Linked DNA regions of Homo sapiens: region 1 is linked to region 2. Evidence: chromatin contacts called from ENCODE Hi-C or POLR2A ChIA-PET data. All regions are on one chromosome and are shown on one strand. Each heading gives the region's core, a stretch centred on a gene start or an enhancer-like site at or near the end of the contact. The rest is flanking DNA. Distances are from core to core; before and after follow the strand shown.

Evidence for each region. Hi-C counts contacts between places; a loop is a spot of excess contacts on that map. ChIA-PET counts read pairs that join two places held with the same protein, here RNA polymerase II (POLR2A). Pooled maps may share reads with other maps.
Region 1: a map of mammary epithelial cell shows a loop between it and region 2 (10-fold over the local background). The contact joins two enhancer-like sites. A Hi-C loop is called at or near these places in 1 of 168 maps with a recorded cell type or tissue (mammary epithelial cell) and 2 of 50 pooled maps. POLR2A ChIA-PET finds 5 or more read pairs at or near these places in 3 of 52 experiments (AG04450, HCT116 and HEK293).

Annotation. Positions count from the first base shown.
Region 1 is chr1:224,850,047-224,854,242 of GRCh38, forward strand. No RefSeq gene overlaps it. Among named protein-coding and RNA genes, the nearest start is that of DNAH14, 78 kb to the right of the region's middle. Within about 2 kb of position 1,850, at least 2 of the 41 ENCODE cell types and tissues checked have a DNase peak (open chromatin) inside an H3K27ac peak, as active enhancers do.
Region 2 is chr1:224,563,562-224,568,140 of GRCh38, forward strand. It overlaps a transcript of CNIH3 not described here. Among named protein-coding and RNA genes, the nearest start is that of CNIH3-AS2, 50 kb to the right of the region's middle. Within about 2 kb of position 1,735, at least 4 of the 41 ENCODE cell types and tissues checked have a DNase peak (open chromatin) inside an H3K27ac peak, as active enhancers do.

The DNA of each region.
Region 1 (4,196 bases), core at 600-3,099, 290 kb after region 2:
CAAAAATTAGCGGGTATGGTGGTGCACCCCTGTAATCCCAGCTACTCAGGAGGCTGAGTCAGGAGAATCACTTGAACCAGGCAGGCGGAGGTTACATTGAGCTGAGATCGCGCCACTACACTCCAGCCTGGGTGACAGAGCAAGACTCCGTCTCAAAAAAAAAAAAAGCATCTTCCTTGTTGACATGGTCATTTTCCAAAATGAATGATACCATCTTTACACTTATCATCTGGTGCTAGATTGAAGGTGCTCTCCTCTGAAGCATTTACCTACAGATCTTACCTGATGGCTGCCTTTTTGAAATCTGTGTCTGACGACTGAGGGGTCACCATGTTATTGCACCCACACACACGGTTGAGATGGGGCCCAGGTAGCAAGGGTCTTTGCCTACTGTATCATTGAAGCTCAAAAGCACACACAGAGTTTCCATATTGTATTTGGATCACTTTGGTGAACTGGAAACAGTAATCTGGCTGTGAGGGTAGTAGGTTTTCCCAGTGGGGAAGATGCCCCCCTAACCACAGGCATCCCATTGGTGTGAAGAGAAATGAGCCAGGAGCTTTCATCATCATCGGACCATCAGACCACACACATGCGCCCTCACACTCTGCTTCTAAATGCCCTGAATGCCTTAAAGGTAGAGAAAACACATTTTCTTTGGTTGTGAATCTGTGGTATGAACATAAGCAGAGGGTGCTACCTCCTTTGCCTTGTTTTGATATTTATTTGTTCAGGGACCATGTATTGAGAGGTATCTACATGCAGACACTGTGTTAAGCTGAGAGCAAATCTGGGGCAGAGCACAATAAATAGTCAGTGTTTGTGGCTTTTAGATTGATGAGCAAATATTCACACAAATAAATGTTCAATTCATTGAGTTGTCACCCTTTTCAACCTCAGACTGAGCTCCAGAATGGGGACTAGGCCATTTCACCTCTGCACCCCAGCATGCAGCCCAGTGTTTGGAGGAGTGGGTGCTGAGAAGTTGGCTGAAAGCACCATCCTCGTGCTGTCTAATGTCAGCTCCTGCAAGGGAAGCTCTTGGGTCCTAGCACCAAGGGTAGAGGTCACTGTGGTTGTCCTGCCAAGATATGCTCTCCTGAGGTGGCTGTTGGAGGAGCGGCGCGTAGAGACATGGAGTGCATCTCAGAGCTCAGACCTTGGCCGCTCCTCTGGGATGGTCGCAGCATCTCTCTTCCTGACCACACTACAAGGGTTGGTGACCAAAAGGAATGTTTGAGCCTTCAGTAGTTACAGAAGTGAGGCCCTAAGCACTGCCCATCCAGTGCAGGCTTGGAATGGGGGTCGTTCCAAGGTGTCCACAGTCAGACCCACCTGCTCCAGGGTGGCTGAGAGCATGAGAAAAGGTAACTTGCTCAGAGTGCTCAGTACTGACCTATGCTGGTCAGTGACAGCTGCCAATAAACAAGGGGGTGGGGACTGTGCCTCCCAAGGTAGGCCAGCCTAACTCTGTAAAGCACTGTTAGTTTAACTGTCCCAAAGCGAGCTATGGACAAGAGCCTTGAAGTCCAGTGTTTTATAATGGGCATAAACACAAGGTGCCAGCTTGGAGGACTTTCTGCTGATGCCCTCAACAGAGCCAGCTCTGGCATAGTGCCCTCTGCTGGTGATGTGGATCCATGCTCGGCAAGCCCGGGAAAAAAGGCAGGTCAAGACACTTTGAGACTCCTTCTCAGGCCACCACATGGTGTTTAATGATTATTGTTATATTCTAAGTTGATAGAAGTGCACTCTGGCCCTTAGCTGGGGACCAAAGCAAAGGAGTGGAGAGGAGCTAGGAGGGCAGTAGCAACACGGGGACACCCTCTAAGCAGCAGCTCAGCCCGTCCCTGCCCTGGCCTTTCAGCCCCTCACTCCTCCTGAGTCCTCTCAGCTCACTGCCATGAGGTGTTCTATGTTTCCTCCACGGGGCTGGGGGATCCGAAGGCAGGCACTACTTTGACTTTCTGCATCTGGAGGCCACAGTAGGTACTGAATACACCTTTGATGGAAGGGCTCATCACCTGTTCCGTTCCCACACTGTTTCCATGACAAATGACTGAATGCAGACTGTGCTCGAGAGGCTCGCACAGCAGGGCCGCTCCCACTGCTCTGTTGCTTAAACAGGAAAGGGTCCAGCCTAGGGCACCGAAGGCAAAGGAGCAGAGGGGGGTTCTCTCAATTCAGTGAGGGGCACAAAAGGCAACCCACCCCCAGCTCATCCCTGGGAGCCCAGAAGCCCATGAAGAAGGCTTTCTGGAGTGCCCTGGTTGTCCAGCATGGTACGGACAGACGGTGGGGCTAGTCAGCAGTAGCACACCTTGGTCTCCACTGCATCTGGGTTTGAATCCTTGTGCTTTCACTTGCCAGCTCTGTGCCTGTTAACATCTCTGAGCCTCTGTTTTCTCATCTAAAAATAGAAATGATGATAATACAGTCCTTTTCTGAGGACTACGTGAATTTAGTTATGTAATGTGTCACCTAAAATGATGCTTAACACATAGTCAGGGCTCAAAACCGGTTGTCATGGCTGCTGATATGGCTATTCCTAGGAACGTTGCAGAGATGTGGGAGATTCAAATGAATCCAAAAATTTAAATTCCGGCCTACCGTTACCTACAGTTACCTGCAATACACCATAGATATCGTGAAATGGAATAGAACAGTTTCAAGATGACATTAATATTTTAGTTTTTACCCTTTGATAAATCGCTTCGCATCTTTGGGTCTTGGTTTCTTCATGAGGAAAATGATGTAGTATAATTCAGTAATCATATGCTACATATAGTAATCATGCTAGGATCCTGAACATGAGATCATATAATACAAACCTAATCTAGGCAGTCCCAGCTTCTTGCAAAGTTGCATTTCCCCTACTCAATTATTCAGTTCTGAATATACATATGTACGTATATACGTGTGTACGTATGTACGTGTGTACGTGTGTACGTATGTACGTGTGTACGTGTGTACGTATGTATGTATGTTACTGCCTGCTGCCTTACTTGACTGGTTTAGAAACCAAGCGTCAGCCTGATTTATGCTTCCTGATTTTTCTTGGACAACTGAGTCAGCATTTCATCTTATAAGGTCCCCATCTAGTGGTAGTAAAAGAAAATTGCAAGGCCGTAAGTCCCCTTTTCCCATCTGCATTCCTGGTCCATAAAAGTGGGACAGATATGAATGAATGAATGCTGAGAATGGGACGAATCAGGTAAAACCAACTCAAGATGTGAGTTCTGAGTTGGGTCTTGAAATAAAATGGCAAACATAGATTGCCAAAGAAGCATTGTGAACTTTCCTGGTTGGAGGTAAGTCATGCACTAAAGCTCTGCATTGAAAAGAAGGGGAGTTTGGCATTCTTGGCCAAAAAAGCAACTGTTTGGGTGACAGTGGAGGGGCCATGTTGGTTAGTTGGGAATGACAAGAATGGTATAACTGGGCAGAAGAGTTTAGACTTGATGTGACAGTTTTCTAAGATGCCAAGTTGGTCTGTTACAGAATCCGCAACATATCAGTAGGGTTCCAAATCACACTCTCAAAAGCAGTGTGGCCCATGCCCTTCTCTATGGGTCTAAGGCTCTCTTCTTAATGGCTTTTATAGAGCTGTTACCCTCCCTCTCAACTTCTGTTAAGTGCATGGGTTTTGGATTCAGAAAGTCACCCTGTGTTCTTGAGAAAAGTATTAACTTCATTTTTCTCATCTGTAAAACTGCAGGAGGATGCAGGTTGATGTGAGGATTAAGTGATGTGATCTGAGCATGGAACCTAGTGTACAGCCTGACACAAAGTATAGCCCAATAAACAGCATTATGAATGCCTTTCTTTCCTCTCATGGATCACTTCATTGTCCCCTTCCTTTGAGTTGCTTATTTTTATAAAGGTCTCTTTTGTGTCACGTTTGTGAAACAGGATGTTAAACACAACTTTTTGTATCCTCTTAAGGCTTTAGCAAAAGCACTGGGGGCCAAGAACAACAGGTGCTGCACTATAAATGCAAAAATTATGAAACCAGCTTTGACCCCTATCCCATCAGCCACCTGGCACATATGTAAGAAAAGGCAAAGGTTTCATCAAGGGGTTCAAGAGGCCAGGAAAGGGCTGCCAGGATGCAGTGCACCACCCGCTGCCCCACCCATGGGGGCTGAGGAGGGAGGGCCTTTTCCTTCTCTGTCAGCTCAAGAGAAAGAAACCAC
Region 2 (4,579 bases), core at 485-2,984:
TATTGGAATTAGAAAGATTCTGAAGAACTTTAGAGTACTTAAGATTGGCATCCATTAGCCTAGGCTCTGTCAGCTAGCCAGTATTAAGTATCTCCCGTGGCTGCTGTTCAGTACGGATGGGACAGATGTTGTGTCTTAGGGAAGGGAGCTAGACTTTGAAGCTCCTTCCATTCTAGGATTGGACAAACAGGTATTTATTTAAAAGAACCAGATGGTTCAAAGGAATTTCTAATTTTATACTGTTGGGCATCAGGTTTCAAACTAAATTTGGGCTCTGTCTTCCAGCTTTCCTGTTGGCCCTGGATTGAGAATAGCCTCCTGTTTTACCAGCCATCTGGTCCCTCCAGATCTCTGCTGCTGAGTGACAACTCCAAATATCTCCCCACAGAGAGGACAGAATCTTAAACAAAATCTATAGGGTGAATATACATTTTTCTAATAGGTGAGATCCTGGAAAGGAATAGGTCCCCACTTTGAAAAGACCCATGTGATGAGAGTCACACTTATGTTTGATTTGATAAGTGGCTTCTTGAGCAGCCACATATTGAAGTGTACTCTCTACTGGATAGTCCATACCTGTGCTTCTAGATCTTTGATTTTGTAGAATTTCCTTTTCTAAATAAGCAGGCTTGTGTGCTAGTAATTCATCACATAGTATCAATAACTGTTTATAAATACCTGCTTGTGTGCTAGGCACTGGTGGCACAGAGTGGTAGAAGAAGGTGTCACTACCAGTTTGAACTATATCTCTGGTTTTCTAAAATGACGAAAATGGAGAATGATTTAGCTCTAACCATGACATGAATTTTTTGAGGAATAAAATCTATTATTTTCAGCAGGACCGTCTCTGGACAGAAGAGGCTAAGGCCATCCCAGGGCTTGATTTGTCTCCAGTGCAAGACAAATCGTACTATGAAGTCTCTTTGCTTCCTATTCTCAACCCCTCCCACTGGCAACCCAGCATTTTTATCAGGTCAAAGTGAATGACAAGGGTTAAAACTTGAAGAGGATGAGAAATCACACAATGCATCCATGTGACCAGAAGGGCTGACGATACTTGGATGGAGGTGTTACCACTTGGTTTGGTGAAGTCTGGGGTTTACATGCTTTGGAGGCATGTGTGAGCCTCAGGCCCTTCCTTCTGAGCAGCAGATGGCAGAGCCACCTCAATGCACTCTGCCAGCTGCCTGGTTCATGTGCCTGGGTGGGATTGTCCTGCTCTACCTTCCACAAGGATGGCTTTGTCTGCCAGAAAGAATAATCACAACTGAAACAAATGTGTAACGATACCTGGATAGATACAGCTCAATTGGCTCCTGACAGGCCTCTGGCTAGGAGGGCCTGAGCAGTTACAGTGGGAAGGTGGATGGTTTAGGACCAGACAGATGGTGGGCAGCTGTCATCCACTGCATCCCAGTCCCCTTCAGTCTCACATCACAAATGACCCTAAGGCTATGTGTGAGCAGATTTGAAAATAAAAAAGGTTCAGTTGATTCCATTTATCACAAGTTTTCTCAAGAACAGGCAGGCAATAAAACTGGTCCCCATTCCCCCAAATAGATTTTGCAATGCTTGAGGTCTCCTCTTAATATATAATGGAGGAGTTGCTAGGGTAGCTGATCTGAGTGTGTGTATGTCTCTGTCTAATAGGTTTTTCTTGCAAAAAGTCTTATAGTTATGGTTTAAGTTCTCATTGCCCAACTGTATACTCTGAGTCACTGTCCTGTCACAGCCATATTTCCGGCTGGCATTGTGTCTGCAACCAAGAGTGTGACTGCAAGAACACAAGGCACTGTGCAAAGATAGATGAGCTGTATGAGTCAGGAGTTCTGCTCTCCAGGTCTGAGGCTGTTCATTGCCTGGGTTTGTCCAGCGGGCCTGAAGCCATGGAGAGCATAATATTTAGAGGTGGCGAACCCGACACCACCCTGCTTGCATTCTTTGCTCCAGGCCTTCTGACCTAGTTGTCCTTTTCCTGTACCCCATGCTTGCTCCCTGAGCCCTACGCTTGCTGTTCTCCAGATTGAGGCTTTCTCCTCTTGCTTCATACTCCCCTCCCTCAGCCCACTATGCACTATGTCAGGCCAACTGGTCTTACTCTGCAGGAGAGTCTGAGATTCACTGTTGCTTCCTGTGGGGAGGCTTTTCTGAGCCCCCAGGCCTGGTGCTGTGTGCTCCCGTGGCAGCCCCTGCTTCTCCTGTACACCACATATTGCCAACTTGCTTCTGACTTTCCCCTACTGAGCTACATTCTCCATGAGGTAGGGAATTATGTGTTTATTTTTCCAGCACAGAGCTTGGTGCACACTGGGTGCTCAGTGGTTGAGCAGATGAATGGACCATCTCGGTGATTCTTTGCTTCCCTCACACTGAGAAGGTCTGGCCAGCTCGTTTCCCTTTCTCCTCTCCCTTGTTTCTTGCTGAATCTTCTGGAGCACCAGTGAAAACACAGTCCTTGCCTGGCTTTCTGTTTTTTTTTTTTTATTCTCTCCCCATTGCTTTAATTAACTTAGAAATTCAGTGGACTCTTAGACAAACAATAGAATTTGATTATCTCTATAGTATACCTGGATGCCACTTCTCTGAAGTCTGTTTGAATGAAGTGATAAAACCTTGTATGTTTTGTTTGTTTTCCAGTTGCCTCCTGGTTATAAAGCAAAGCCAAACTGGAGAGACCAGTGCCAGAGCCTTTATTACTAAAAGGTCAGCATTACTTGCAACTCTCTTTGGTTTGGGGCTCTTTTGTGTCACAGATGTTTTCTTTCCTTTATTTTTTTTTTCAGGATTAAGCATGAGTTTAATTTCTTCTTCTTTTTTTTTTAAATTATACTTTAAGTTCTGGGGTACATGTGCAGAACATGAAGTTTTGTTACATAGGTATACATGTGCCATGGTGGTTTGCTGCACCCATCAACCCGTCATCTACATTAGGTATTTCTCCTAATGCTATCCCTCCCCTATCCCCCATCCCCTGACAGACCCTGGTGTGTGATATTCCCTTCCCTGTGTCTATGCTCTTCTTCCTCAACTCCCACTTATGAGTGAGAACATGTGGTGTTTGGTTTTCTGTTCCTGTGATAGTTCGCTGAGAATGATGGTTTCCAGCTTCATCCATGTCCATGCAAAGGACATGAACTCATCATTTTTTATGGCTGCATAGTATTCCATGGTGCATATGTGCCACATTTTCTCTATCTAGTCTATTATTGATGGATATTTGGGTTGATTCCAAGTCTTTGCTATTGTGAATAGTGGCACAACAAACACACATGTGCATGTGTCTTTACAGTAGAATGATATATAATTCTTTGGGTATATACCCAGTAATGGGATTGCTGGGTCAAATGGTATTTCTAGTTCTAGATCCTTGAGGAATCGCCACACTGTCTTCTACAATGATTGAACTAATTACACTCCCACCAACAGTGTAAAAGCGTTCCTATTTCTCCACATCCTCTCCAGCATCAGTTGTTTCCTGACTTTGTAATGATCGCCATTCTAACTGGCATGAGATGGTATCTCATTGTGGTTTTGATTTGCATTTCTCTAATGACCAGTGATGATGAGCATTTTTTCATATGTTTGTTGGCTGCATAAATGTCTTCTTTTGAGAAGTGCCTGTTTATATCCTTTACCCACTTTTTGATGGGTTTGTTTGTTTTTTTCTTGTAAATTTGTTTAAGTTCTTTGTAGATTCTGGACATTAGCCCTTTGTCAGATGGATAGATTGCAAAAATTTTCTCCCATTCTGTAGGTTGCCTGTTCACTCTGATGATAATTTCTTTTACTGTGCAGAAGCGCTTTAGTTTAATTAGATCCCATTTGTCAATTTTGGCTTTTGTTGCCATTGCTTTCGGTATTTTAGACATGAAGTCTTTGCCCATGCCTGTGTCCTGAGATTTATAGCATTTGGACCAGAAGATACCCCAAGAGCAGGCAGTGAGCAGATCACTATCTTTACTCCTAGTCTGCCTTTTGTATTAGGTTGGTGCAAAAGCAATTGCATTTTTTTGCCATTAAAATTACTTTTGCACCAACCTAAATATAACTTGTGATGATGCAGAGCACCCAAACGAGAGAGTGTGTGATTGTGCAGGCATCCACTGTGCCTCTATTTTTATTTCTTCCAGCTTAGGGGTGTGGCTTCTCTCATCATAGTTTCACAAAAGGATTATTTTCTAGTCAAAAAGATAACCACCCAGGTAGAAATCAAGGTGAGGGGAAAGGACGAAACAGTTGTAGATGTTTATTTTTAGTTCAGTTGGCATAAATGACCCCACTGGGATGTTATAAGATCGAGAACCCGGAGTAGGGGAGCCTTGTTAGTCTTTGACTCTGAACAGACCTAGAGTCTGATCCTGTGGCATTCTTCCACCTAAGAGCAATTATTGGAGTTGAAAGAAAACCACTTAGTTTTACTCAAATTTGTTTTAAAATATTTATAATGAGGCCAGGCACGGTGGCTCAAGCCTGTAATCCCAGCACTTTGGGAGGACAAGGCGGGCGGATCACGAGGTCAGGAGATCAAGACCATCCTGGCCAACATGGTAAAACCCCGTCTTTACTAAAAATACAAAAA